Linked DNA regions of Homo sapiens: all the other regions are linked to region 2. The links are chromatin contacts, found by Hi-C or POLR2A ChIA-PET in ENCODE. All regions are on one chromosome and are shown on one strand. The core of a region is the stretch at or near the end of the contact, and the rest is flanking DNA. Distances in the headings are between cores, read along the strand shown. Region 1 holds the start of JKAMP (JNK1/MAPK8 associated membrane protein). Region 2 holds the start of HIF1A-AS3 (HIF1A antisense RNA 3). Region 3 holds the start of DAAM1 (dishevelled associated activator of morphogenesis 1).

Region 1 (4,077 bases), core at 772-3,271, 2.3 Mb before region 2:
GTTTCTACTCTGCTGCTGGAGTTGCCTAGGGGGAATTCTGGTAGCCACGCTAGTTAAACTGTTGAGGTTTTAAAAATGGAATCGTAAACATAAATTCTGTCTCCCTCAAGTGGCCTCCCAGTCTGGAAGTGACACCATTCTCTGGGAAAATGGCATCAATTTCTCCAGAGGCATTCTTCGTTAACTCGTGGATTTCAGCTGCCTAAGGTTGCTCTAAAAGTGCCTGTTCTATCAGTTATCATTCATAATCAGGCTAATCTGAAACCTAGTTCTTCAGGGGGAATCAAGGTCCAACTTTCTAACAGATGATTTGCATGGCTTGAAGATTTTTAAGAAAAGGATAACTCTATTCCTGGTAAACTGGCTCCTGGCTCACTTCCAGTCACAATGACTAAAGCATTCTTACTGATAGAATTCAGCTCCTGGGAGGTAGTAGTCTGATGAGAAACCAGATGCCAGCTTGCCAGGTCATCCCTCCTGTAAGGGTTATGGTTATAGAGATGCCCTGCTTTACATGATAAGCTGTACAAGGATCTGTACTAGAGAATCCAGCAAAACCTTTTAATGGCTCAATAGGCCTAGGGAACTTTAGCGATCATATAAACCTTGCAATCTATCTCCAGGAATACAGTATCTTGCATACTCTCATTTAATCCTAACAAAAAAACTCTATGAGGGAAAAGAAGAAACACAGGCACAGAGAGATTAAGTAATTTGCCTAAGGTTGCACAGCTTTAGGGGGTTATCAGGATTTGAAACCAGGCAATGTGTGTTCCTGTTCTTAAAGAAAAGCAACATTCGTATCTTAATGATTTATAAACTGCTTTGTTCATTCATTCTCATTTAATTCTTCAAAGAAGTGGGGGAGGTGAGGAAAGGAGACCAGGTTTAGTAACTTATTAAGTGTGATTCTGTGTCTACCAAGCATATTCTCAGCCAGCCTGGAACCCTGGTACATTGGCTGTTCTTCGCTCTTTCCTTGACCCCACCGTACCTTGCTTTATCCACCGGTGAAATCTCTAGGAATGCCTCACCAGTGCAGAGGGAGGCGCTGAGTCAGGGTAACACGCAATTCCTCGCTCCTCAAGGGTCTCCCAAAACCACAGGCGGATGGGAGTCAGGGAAAATCGAAATTACACGCACCAAATACGCAAGGCTGCTGACACACGTTGGCAGTGATTTACCTTTCTATTAATTGCAAGGTTTCGCGGAGTAGGTTAGTTGCCAGAGTTCCAGCCCAGAAAAACCGTTAATGTAGTTAGTCGCGTCCCGGTTGCAGCTCTGCCCTGGGCTGGAAAGGTCCCGCCCATTACCTGTGGCCAGCACGAAGGCCGGGACGCTGTGGAAGCGCACCGGTCCGTGGCTGCGGCCGTCCTCGCATGCCACGAAGGCGGTCACCAGCCCGCAGGGGCAGTGGATATTGACGCGGGCCTCGCGGGTGCCCGCAGGGGGCGCCGGCACAAGCCCGAAGTCCAAAGCGAAGCGGCCCAGCGCCAGCACTGCGTGGCCGCACATGGAGCTGTAGCCCTCGTTGTGCAGGAACAGGACGCCCAGATGCGCGTCCGGCAGCTCGCTCGGGACTAGGACCGCCCCGTACATGTCCCGGTGCCCTCGGGGCTCGAACATGAGCCGTCGCCGCACGTGGTCAAGGTGCTGGCGCATGTAGCGCCGCTTGGCCAGCAGGGTGGGCCCAGACACCTCCGGACACCCCGCCAGCACGATACGCAAGGGCTCGCCGCCCGTGTGCATGTCCACCACCGACAGCACCGGCGTCCCTGGATCATGCGGGGGCAGCCGGGGCACCGCCAGCGCGCTCTCCATGGTCTGCGTCGGGGGAGACGAGTACGGTCCCGCAGCTATGGCTTCAAGCCCGACCCTCACCCACTGACTCCGCGGGAGGAGGGCGGGACGCTAACCAGCCACGTCCGGGGGGCGGGGTCTCGGAGCCTAAACCCGGAAGCGAGGGAGGAACTTCGGAGCTGTCGCCCGGGTTACCGGGAGGCGGAGCCGCCGAGCTCGCTGTGGCCCGGATGTTCGGTGCAGCTGCCAGATCCGCTGATCTAGTGCTTCTCGAAAAAAACCTTCAGGCGGCCCATGGGTGAGTGGTCGCCAAGATCCCGGGAAGCGTTTCTGGTAGTCCCGACTACTTTCCTACACGGCTGGCCTCGGGCTCGGCTCTTTGTAGGCGGCCTTCGGTTGGCGGCGCAGGCTCGCCCCTTGACCCCGCCCGCCCTCGGGCCGGGCTCCGCACTCCTGCGGGGTTGGGGTGGTCTGTCCGCAACGGGCTACTAGGGGAGGCGCGCTGTCTGCGGCGAAATGCCAGGTCTTTGTTGTTTGGTCCGAAATGTCTCTTCAGTCCCTTAGTTTAATGTCGAGGGAACACTTGCTTGAGGGTTGACTTCGGAATTGAAAACGCGGGTGATAGTGCAGAAAAAACAGTAAAGCAGAAGCAAGTTGCTGCATAATTTGTCTACTGCTTCAACCTCAAACGTAGATTTATAGCGCCCGTCACAAAGGGCAGGACCGCTGCAAAAAAATGGAATCTTAAAACTTTAGCCATCGTTCGCTAAAGGAAATGAAAGGAGAAATTCAACAGTCGCTTGGAGCCTGGGTTTTGCTTAGTAAGTGATAGGCTGTTTATTTCAGTTCAGTTTATCATACTGGTTTTCAGGCCTTGGATTTTGAGAAACTTTAGATTATTGATATTCACGTGTATTTATTAAGCATCTACTAGATGTAAAGCCCATACAGAAGTTTCCAATTCCTTACCTTCTGCATTCTTGAAAAACCTGAAATATTCATTTTCATGTATTAATTTAGAACATTGTGATTACAATTGGTTACAAAAAAAATAAGCGCCCATTAAAGAGGCCAGTGGGTTTAAAAAGCTAAGTCCGAAATTTGTTAAAAGCGAAAATATTAAACTGGAGGAATATTATTCAATGCTGTTTCTCTTTTTCTCTCAGCAGCATAAGGAGAAGGAAGTAAAAAGTCTGCTTGAATGTGAAAGGAGAGAAGGCACTGTAGACCAGGCAGTCTAGATTGTGAATTCGTGAATAATTTGGGAAATGATTGTTCAAGAATAGTCAAAAGATGCATAATTTTTCAAATTAATTCACATGTAGACCGCAGTTTGTTTTGAGACGGAGTCTCCTTCTGTAGCCCAGGCTGGAGTGCAGTGGCGCGATCTCGGCTCACTGCAACCTCTGCCTCCTGGGTTCAAGCGATTCTCCTGCCTCAGCCTCCCCAGTAGCTGGGACTACAGGCGCGCGCCACCACGTCAGGCTAATTTTTGTATTTTTAGTAGAGACGGGGTTTCACCATTTTGGCCAGGCTGGTCTGGAACTCCTGACCTCATGATCTGCCCACCTCGACCTCCCAAAGTGCTGGGATTACAGGCGTGAGCCACCTCACCGAGCCTGTTTGTTTGTTTTAATCAATGAATGAATGAAGGGAATCAGATGTCACTGATGAAGAAAACTTCCATAATTTCTTGTGAATAAGGTCAAAGACAACGTATTAGGTTCTTAGTTGTTGGGGTTTTTTTAAGTAAGGAATAGCTGCTTTTCCCCTAAGCCTTTAGATCAGGGGCTTAATTTTAATGCAGTGGTTTCTAAAATATTGGCCCAGTGACAGCCTTGATGAAATTTTCACTTATCCTCCACAAAAATGATAAAAGCTAGGACAATGTAGGAAACTTTTTATAAAGGTAATTTGCATACCTCTGTTATGAAATTATGTTCTCTCTGCTTTTCCCATGTGAAAATGTGTTCTGTTATGAACATAGGTGATAATGATAATTGTGTGTCTACATGTGGGTGCTTAATGTCCTGACTGGGCAAAATACAAGGTGGTGACCCTCTACTGGTGCTCTAATTTAAAAATATATGTATATTTGAACTTTATAATCAGTTAAACTCAGAAGTATCCTCTAATCATACCGGGTTAGGCTTTGAGTCCTGGAGATAGATCCTGCTCTGCTGGTTGAGGACCTTAATCATAAGGCACGGTATTAACAGCAAGGTTCCAGGATAACTGTCTGCAGTGTCACAGTGTAAAAGGAGAAATGTAAATTTA
Region 2 (3,801 bases), core at 167-2,666:
AGCTATTCCATAAAAATACAGGAGAAAAAGAATAAAGCTATTTTAATTTTTTTAATGCAGTATCATTAAAAAACAAACCAAGTTTGTTCTAAGTTTGACTTTAGAGTCAGGAGACTTAAGCTTACATTTCTGGTCTGCCATCTATTACTTTTAGAGCTTGGGTAAATCTTCATTTGAGATCTAAATGCTATATATAGTTCATTCATAGCAGTACCAGATAAGGGAGGAGTATATCTATACAGTATATAGTCTTGAAGAAGTGATCTAAGGCTCGGAGCTTTTGAGGTGGCCATGAGTGACTCCAAAGTCCATGGAGCTAACCACCCTGCAGTGCTAGCCAATCCAGTTGAACATACCCTTTTCTCCATTGTTAACTGTTTGTTTAAATAGCAAACAGAAGGCGGCAATGGAGGTGTGGAAAACTGAGGATCCGATGTCACTTGAAAGTAATGAGATCACATAACATTGAGGGAATGTCCTAAGAGGAGTGGCAGGGCATAAATAGAAATGAATAAAAGTGTTTTCAAGTGCCATTTAGTGGGTTCTGAATTTGAACTAGAGATTGAGATATCCAGTTATGGAGACATTAACTCAAATTAACAAGGTAGTGAATGGGAAAGCACAAACTATAAAAGACTGTATCAATGTATGGTATTTTTTCCCAGAGCTGTTTTGACTTAATGGCATAATAGATATGTTTAAGTTTTTATAACCTCACGATTATCATTCCAAATCTTATTTTCCTCCTAGAAGCCTCTGTACAGAAAAGATGAACTTAAAATTACTCGCTTTGTAGAAACTTAATCTAAAAGTTCAAAATGTTTAAGTAGCAATACCTAAAACAAGTTGCAGAGTAAAGAATCCTCTTTTTTTCTTTTTTTCAACATTAAGATTTGGTTAAATAAAACCTTTGCAAACGTGTTGCCAGCTGGAACCAACAAAAATGTAAAGAAAAAAACTTTTACTTTTTTTTTTTTAAGTTTTCCACTAACCACTTTGCTCACATTTCGTTCCTTTAAATAGAGATGAACCTGTCGTCCCAGATTATTTTACAGAGAAATAGTGAAATTAGTGGAATTCGATACAAAAATAGTCTCCCTGTAGGATAAAAGTTATACTTTACCATAAACCTTCCTATGAACGCCTTCTGGAGCTTTGATGTGTTCACACCTTTCAGAGGTTTGGACATAATTTTTATTCTTACCTGTAGTGGATAGTTTTTCCAAGACGCTGCCCAGACACCCGATCTCCGTGTACTATTGAATTTCGTTTATTCCCTTGTCTTGGCTCCATTCTGGGACGGAGAGGAAAGACAGGTGCCTGAGAGCGGCAGCGGTCAGAGCCCCGCGGGGAGAATACCAAGCATGCGGAAGGTACCCGGCACCCTTCTGTTCCTGGTGTGGCTGGCGCTACATGATGAGGATGCGAAACCCAAGCCAACCCGAGAAACTTCCCGAGCCCCGCCCGGCGCGCGGCAGGCCACGCCTCAGTACGTGCTCGGGCGCAGCACCGCAGTCCCGGGCCCCGCCCGCGGCCCCGGCCGTGGGCTCCAGGGCTCCAGCCGCGCAAGGCGACTTTCGTGTACGCTGTGGGGTGGCTGCTGCCCGCTGCGCGTACGTGTGGGAGCGCATGCGGGAGGCCCTGGCCGCTCCTGGCCTGCGAACGGGCGGCGCCAGGCGTGGGGGGTCAGCCCTGGGCTTTGTCTTCTGGGACTTGTCAAAGTCGGAAGCCTAGTGCTTCCCCAAACTTTGTTTTTTAGATGGGGGGGGCGTGGGCGAATGGGACTTGATGTATTGCGGAAGAGCTGCCTCCCGAAATTCCCAAGCAAATGCTTTGGGGTATGAAGCTTTTTCTTTGTAGAATAGAAAAAGTTGAGTTCTAACAGATTGGATAGTGGTTAGTTATATAATACTTTTTTAAAAAAAATTAGACATCTAATCAAAAATAGAGGAGTTCTATGTTTATTTAAATATATTCCTCTTAAGGCACTCAAAGAGTTCGTTTATTTTAAATAAAGCACGTTGAGATATGCCTAGTTAAGGATCTCGAAACTTTATCCCACTTGGTGCCGTTTTTATTTTGGTGGTTTTGTGGGGGGTGGTTTTTTGGGCTTTTTACTGTTTTGATTTTATTGTATGCCAGCTATTGAGAATCCTTTGGGAGAAGATAATCTTGTTGGACAGAAGGGAGATGAGTGTATAGAGTACGGAAAAAGCTTGGAGCCTTAATCTCTGTAATAATTGGTATGTTCAGATTGCACAATGTATTATAAAGTACAAAGCCAGGTATTTAGAATAAATAACTTCGCCTCTGCATATCCACAGCTCACTACATTTTACATTTTATTTTCATTTGTTTCCTTCAGGAAAATTCATTGTTTGTGGTTTCCTCAAATAGCATTTTATAGAAAGCAAAGGTACACTTTTCAAAAGTAGTTGAGGTGTTTTAGATACTTTTTTACTAATAAAAACTGATCTGTAGCCTCACTTATCATATGTGTGTGTGTTCGTGTCTAATCAGGGAGGTGCCCTTTAATGAGAGTGCCATAATTCTTTTGGTCCTACGGATGCATAATCATTATAGATGGACAATTTTCCATAGAAGAGAGCAGGCTGGTGGGGCTGTAATATTTATCACAAAGGGTCATGCTTTTTACAAAGTAGAGAAACACTGTGTAAAGTCAGACAAGTAGATTAGGATTCTGTGAAGTAAAATCTAATTTTAAAGATCTTTGAAATATTAACATTAAAAACCCTGTTTTATGTAGAGATCCTTTCCAAATATGACTGGATAATATTATTTCCTCTGAAATGGATTTTTAAAAACGGTTCTACATACAACTGCTATGACAAAATCTTTCATAGGCGTACAGAAACAAGCTGGACAGAAGTCATAAACTGTTGCCTGACTCCCTAATCTGCTGGTAGAATATTAAAGCAAAAACCTAAAGAAAGTGAGCTACAAATACGGAAAATTAGAAAGGAGCCAATACAGCCTGGGAGGTACTTTGCATCAGCCTTTGCCTCTTACTTAGAGTTTTCCCAACTGCAAATATTTATCATTCCTGTGAATTTCCTTATCACTTCCTCTTTAGCTTTCTCACTTCTCTTTTTTTAACCTTATAATTTTTGCATGTCTTATCCCTCGTACTAAACTCTTAGTTTCTTCAGAGCATGGTTCCCATCTGACTCATCTTTGATCCGTCCTAAAGCCTTCCACTCTGCATGCGCAAAAACAACTCACACATGATCCAAGGTGGAGAGGATTTCAGGTGTGTCAGAGACTAGAGAAGAATTATGATCAGAGGAACAAAGTGGGGAACAGAACCATTTTCTAGCTCTTCCAGGGAGATCCATTCAATCAATGAGTAGTGTTGAGTGAGTACAAGATATTATTCTAAGACCTCTAGGTGATATAAATATTCTAGAATATGGTGCCTGCTATCAAGGGTGCAGTTAATTCCCATTCTGTGAGGTATTCACAAATTCAACTGTACTTGTGCAAACACAGTTGAAATCTAAATAGAGTTTTTATTGGCCCTTTGAGATGTTCCAAGCCACCGTTACCTTTCCTTTTCATGGACTGTCTCCAGCTTGATAATCACCGTCTCCAGCCCAGGGTGCTCCCCGCAGGCGCCCCAAATTTGGCATGTCAAAAATTAACTCCTTATTTGTCTTCCAAATGGCTTCTCCTCTTGCATCTCCTGCTCAAGGAATGGCACCATTCAGTCTGAAACCAGAACCCTAGAGGTCACTTGTCACTACTCCCTTATCTACCATATATAGTCTGACACAGTCCTTT
Region 3 (3,574 bases), core at 96-2,595, 2.6 Mb before region 2:
GAGTTCCACCAACACTTCAGTAGGGAGTTGTCTGAAATCTTAATTGTGAACCTTTTTTTCACAAGATGCACAGTCTTCTAGAGATTTTGCTAGTGGAACGGGTGTGTGAGCTGATCATTATATGGAATTGAGACACATCAAATGCCATTAAAATTTACATTTACAACTCGAGTAACTAAATGCATTGATTCTTTTCATATTAAAAGACACTTGGTATTCACTGAATAATGAAAAATGCCACGGAAAAAATTATGTATTAACAATACAACCTGCCTAAAGGGTCAGAATTCTGCTACACACCTTTTGCTTACCTTTAAATAAATATTTAGGTGTGTTAAGAGCAGGGCAATTCTTGAACGGCACGATGTTGTTTGGTTTAATGTCTTTATAAAAATATTTGAAAAGGTATGGAAAATGAGGTGAGAGTGTTGTGGATTTAAAAACATGTGTATACATAGATACACAATTATTAAAACTTTAGACAAGGACGTTTTCTTCCTGGGAGTGGAGAGCCACCAGCGCGGGAAGTCTGCTGCAGGGATGAACAAAAGCATGGCTGCACGATAGTATTATCTTTGCAGCAGCAGCAGGCGCCCTGACGGAGGGTTGCGGCGACTGTCTAGTCTATCACACCGCACTTCTGGTAGTGACAACCTCCGTTATTCTGTCAGCTCAGCCGACTAAGTGGTTCCCCGCGTTCTGCCTGGTCACCTTGTCTCCGTTAAACGGGAAGCAGAAAAGAGAAAGGTGAATTGAGGGGGTACAAGGAGATTCCTCCGCCTTGGGACCGGCGTCGCCCCATCCTCTGGAAGTGTTGAGCGGGGAGAATTCGAGGACCGTATTTAACCCAGAAAACAGTAAGCCCTCTGAATTAGCTGCTACGCCTGGGGAAGGCAGAAAAGTCTTAATCGTCCCTTCCCAGCAGGGACCAAGAAAGACCAGTTAGAGCGAGCCTGGCCGGACCACGCGAGCCCCGGACCTCTCCGATCCTTCAGAGCCCGCGCCGGGCAAAGTAGAGGTCAAGTCAACACACACGACCGCAGGGCAGCCCTCCCACTCTCCCGTGCGGTCCGCAGCTCGGCTTCGGAACGACCACCGCTAACACTGCAAGGCTGTAAGGCTGGGAGGGGGCGGGTCCTGAAGGGGGCGGGAATAAGAGGCGGGGCAGAAGGGCGGAGGAGTGTGTCGGGAGATGTAGTTCCGCGAGTCCCGACAGCAAAGCTGTCCCGGCTCCGCTAATAGATTGGGACCACTACTCCCAGGAGTCTGCGCGCCCGACCGGAGCGTCCATGCGCAGTGGGAGCCACTTTGTATCCTATCAGGCGAGGAGAGGGTGATGTCACCTGCGAGTTAGTAACCTACGAGCGGCTGTGAAGGAAACTGTTTAACCGGATCCCATTGTACCCAGAGTGCAGAGCCGCCTTTCCAGCATGCAGGGGCTGCTCAGGTAAGGGGGACGCTCCTCCTTGCCCGCCGCACTCATTCATTAAGTGGCACTGCTCAGTGGTGCGGGGGTGGGCGTGCTTCCGTGGGCTGGGCGCTGGGTTCGCGGCGCGCCCTCCTGCTGCCTCCCCGGAGCTCCCGGGCCAGTAGGTAAATATTAAACCCGTCCTTCAGGTTGGGTCTGGGTGGGAACGGGACCGAGACAGCTCTCGGCTGCCTAGCTGGGGGTGGGAAAATGGCTGCAGCGCAACGCAAACCGAGGCAGCAGGGAGGAAGACGCCCCCAAGGACTGGGGTCCCTCCCTTTCTTTCTAAGGCGCCCGGCTGGCCGAGGAGCTGGCGGGGTAACACTCGCCGCCTTGCTGAAGGCTCCCCGGGGCTGGGGCCGCGGGTACTGCAGCGGCGTCCGCGAGCTCCCGGCCCGGCGGCTCCGAGAGGGAGAACCCCGAGGCAGGCTTGGTGGACACGGCGGTGGCGACAGGGAAGGAGGGACTCGTGTACCCGTTCGCGTCCGAGCAGAGCCCCCAGTGCCCCTGGCACCCTCACTTCCAGCCCCATTCGAAAGGGACGGAGCGCCTGTAATTCAGACTAAGTTGGACCTAAATGTTTCAAAACAGAGAGAAGGGAAATCGGGCGTTGCGGAGGGAGAGCAGGGTGTTGGCGGCCGGGGAGGCTGCGCCGCCTGCGGACCCGGTTGTGAGGCACCGCAGAGGGCTTTTGCCGCCCGTCCCTCTCGGGAGGGCGCATCTCAGTCTCCACGGTCCCTTGGTGTAGAGCACCTGGGCTGGGGCGAAGCGCCTGCCCTGAAGCCCTGGGCCAGGAGGTGGTAGCGCGGGGGTGGAGGTGTCGGATAATCTAATGATTAGGCTCGCTGTGGGGCAGGAGGGCTGGATAATCGGGTTTACCCAGCTGGTTCTGAAAGCCAACTGCTTGTGATCGGCTTGCCCTCTGAGTGGAGACGTGCAGGAGGCCCAGAGCTCTCAGTCCTCTGGATGTTCTTTGCCTTTCCTAGTACCTTCATTTGTTCGTTTACTCATTCATCAAACCCTGCTAAGGTCTCAAGTTGTTCACGGCCTGGCTTTGCGGAGCTACCTCTCGCCCCATAACATATTTAGTGATGCCTGAACTCCATTCCCCTCTCCTTCATCTCCACTTTCTGGAGAGCATCAAGAGCAAATGCCACCGTGACCGTTTTGCTGGTAGTTTCTTGAGATTCGAGCAGGACCCAGTGAATCGAAGCGGAGTTGCCTGCAAGATGAATCCCGTTGCCATGGCGACTCCTGCCTTCGGAATCTTAGCCGCTGCCACTGCTGTTTCGATTCGATGTGGCTCTGCGGGCAGCTGGGAGGGAGTGGCTAGTGGGTGTGGTCAAACGCTCGCCCTGGCCCAGCTGCTCTCTCCTCCTCGCCCCTTTCACAGCCCCGGGACTCTCCCCTTTCTCTCCTAAATAGCTTGGACACAGTTCTAAACCCCTTTCCCTTCCCCGTGCCACACCTCATCACGCCACCTCTCTCCCTGAAACTAATTGTTTGGCGCCTTTTTCCTGAGGCAAACTCTGAAAATTATAATTTGAAAAATCTCTTCCCCCTTTCGGGCTAGCCGCATCATTTCCCCAATAAGGTAGTTTATGGTGTTGGAGGCAGCTTTGTCATGAAAGGCGCCCTCCCCTGTTGTGCATAAAGAGAGCTCTCTGGTCACCAGCAAAGGCCCTCAATTTGCTCTAGGTGCAGCTGATTGGAAGTGATTAGGGACAATTAATAACGGCTGGAAGACACTGCAGTCCCTTGTGGTTCTCATAAAATCTAAAGCCAGGCTAGAGGGCGCAGGTCCTTGAGGGTGAAGCATGCAGGGCCATAACCAGGAGCCTTGGGTCCTACTCTGGCTCTGTCAGTCACTGGCTACTCCACGTTGGGATTAACCCTTTACCTCTGGGAACCTCAGTCTTCTCTTTGGTAATGTGAGGAAAGGGTAGAGAGGGTTTCCTAACGTTAATTCTAGGCGCAATGGCCTATGATTCCAAGATAGACTTGGTCATTGTCCTTTTTCGTCCCCGACCCCAAAGTAATCTGAAGTTAAGGGTTTAAACTTGGCTTCTGATACTGTGCCGTCAGGTTATATGGACAAGGCAGCTA

Evidence for each region. Hi-C counts contacts between places; a loop is a spot of excess contacts on that map. ChIA-PET counts read pairs that join two places held with the same protein, here RNA polymerase II (POLR2A). Pooled maps may share reads with other maps.
Region 1: a loop to region 2 is called in a map of naive thymus-derived CD4-positive, alpha-beta T cell, with 30 times the contacts of the local background. The contact joins the promoter of JKAMP here to the promoter of HIF1A-AS3 in region 2. A Hi-C loop is called at or near these places in 2 of 168 maps with a recorded cell type or tissue (both naive thymus-derived CD4-positive, alpha-beta T cell) and 10 of 50 pooled maps. POLR2A ChIA-PET finds 5 or more read pairs at or near these places in 1 of 52 experiments (activated CD4-positive, alpha-beta T cell).
Region 3: a loop to region 2 is called in a pooled map, with 4 times the contacts of the local background. The contact joins the promoter of DAAM1 here to the promoter of HIF1A-AS3 in region 2. A Hi-C loop is called at or near these places in 1 of 168 maps with a recorded cell type or tissue (CD4-positive, alpha-beta memory T cell) and 7 of 50 pooled maps. POLR2A ChIA-PET finds 5 or more read pairs at or near these places in 1 of 52 experiments (OCI-LY7).

Annotation. Positions count from the first base shown.
Region 1 is chr14:59,482,496-59,486,572 of GRCh38, forward strand. It overlaps JKAMP (JNK1/MAPK8 associated membrane protein), which reads left to right and starts at 2,022. Exons shown (of 7, transcript NM_016475.5): 1 at 2,022-2,098. The coding sequence starts at 2,095. L3HYPDH (trans-L-3-hydroxyproline dehydratase) reads right to left here and starts at 1,913. Exons shown (of 5, transcript NM_144581.2): 1 at 1,314-1,913. The coding sequence starts at 1,821. RefSeq lists an enhancer at 1,988-2,267.
Region 2 is chr14:61,749,681-61,753,481 of GRCh38, forward strand. It overlaps HIF1A-AS3 (HIF1A antisense RNA 3), which reads right to left and starts at 1,417. Exons shown (of 3, transcript NR_144368.1): 1 at 1,205-1,417. RefSeq lists a silencer at 1,439-1,748.
Region 3 is chr14:59,187,322-59,190,895 of GRCh38, forward strand. DAAM1 (dishevelled associated activator of morphogenesis 1) reads left to right here and starts at 1,346. Exons shown (of 25, transcript NM_001270520.2): 1 at 1,346-1,447. RefSeq lists enhancers at 849-1,088, 1,869-2,628, 2,339-2,498, 2,929-2,978 and silencers at 1,559-1,698, 1,759-1,978.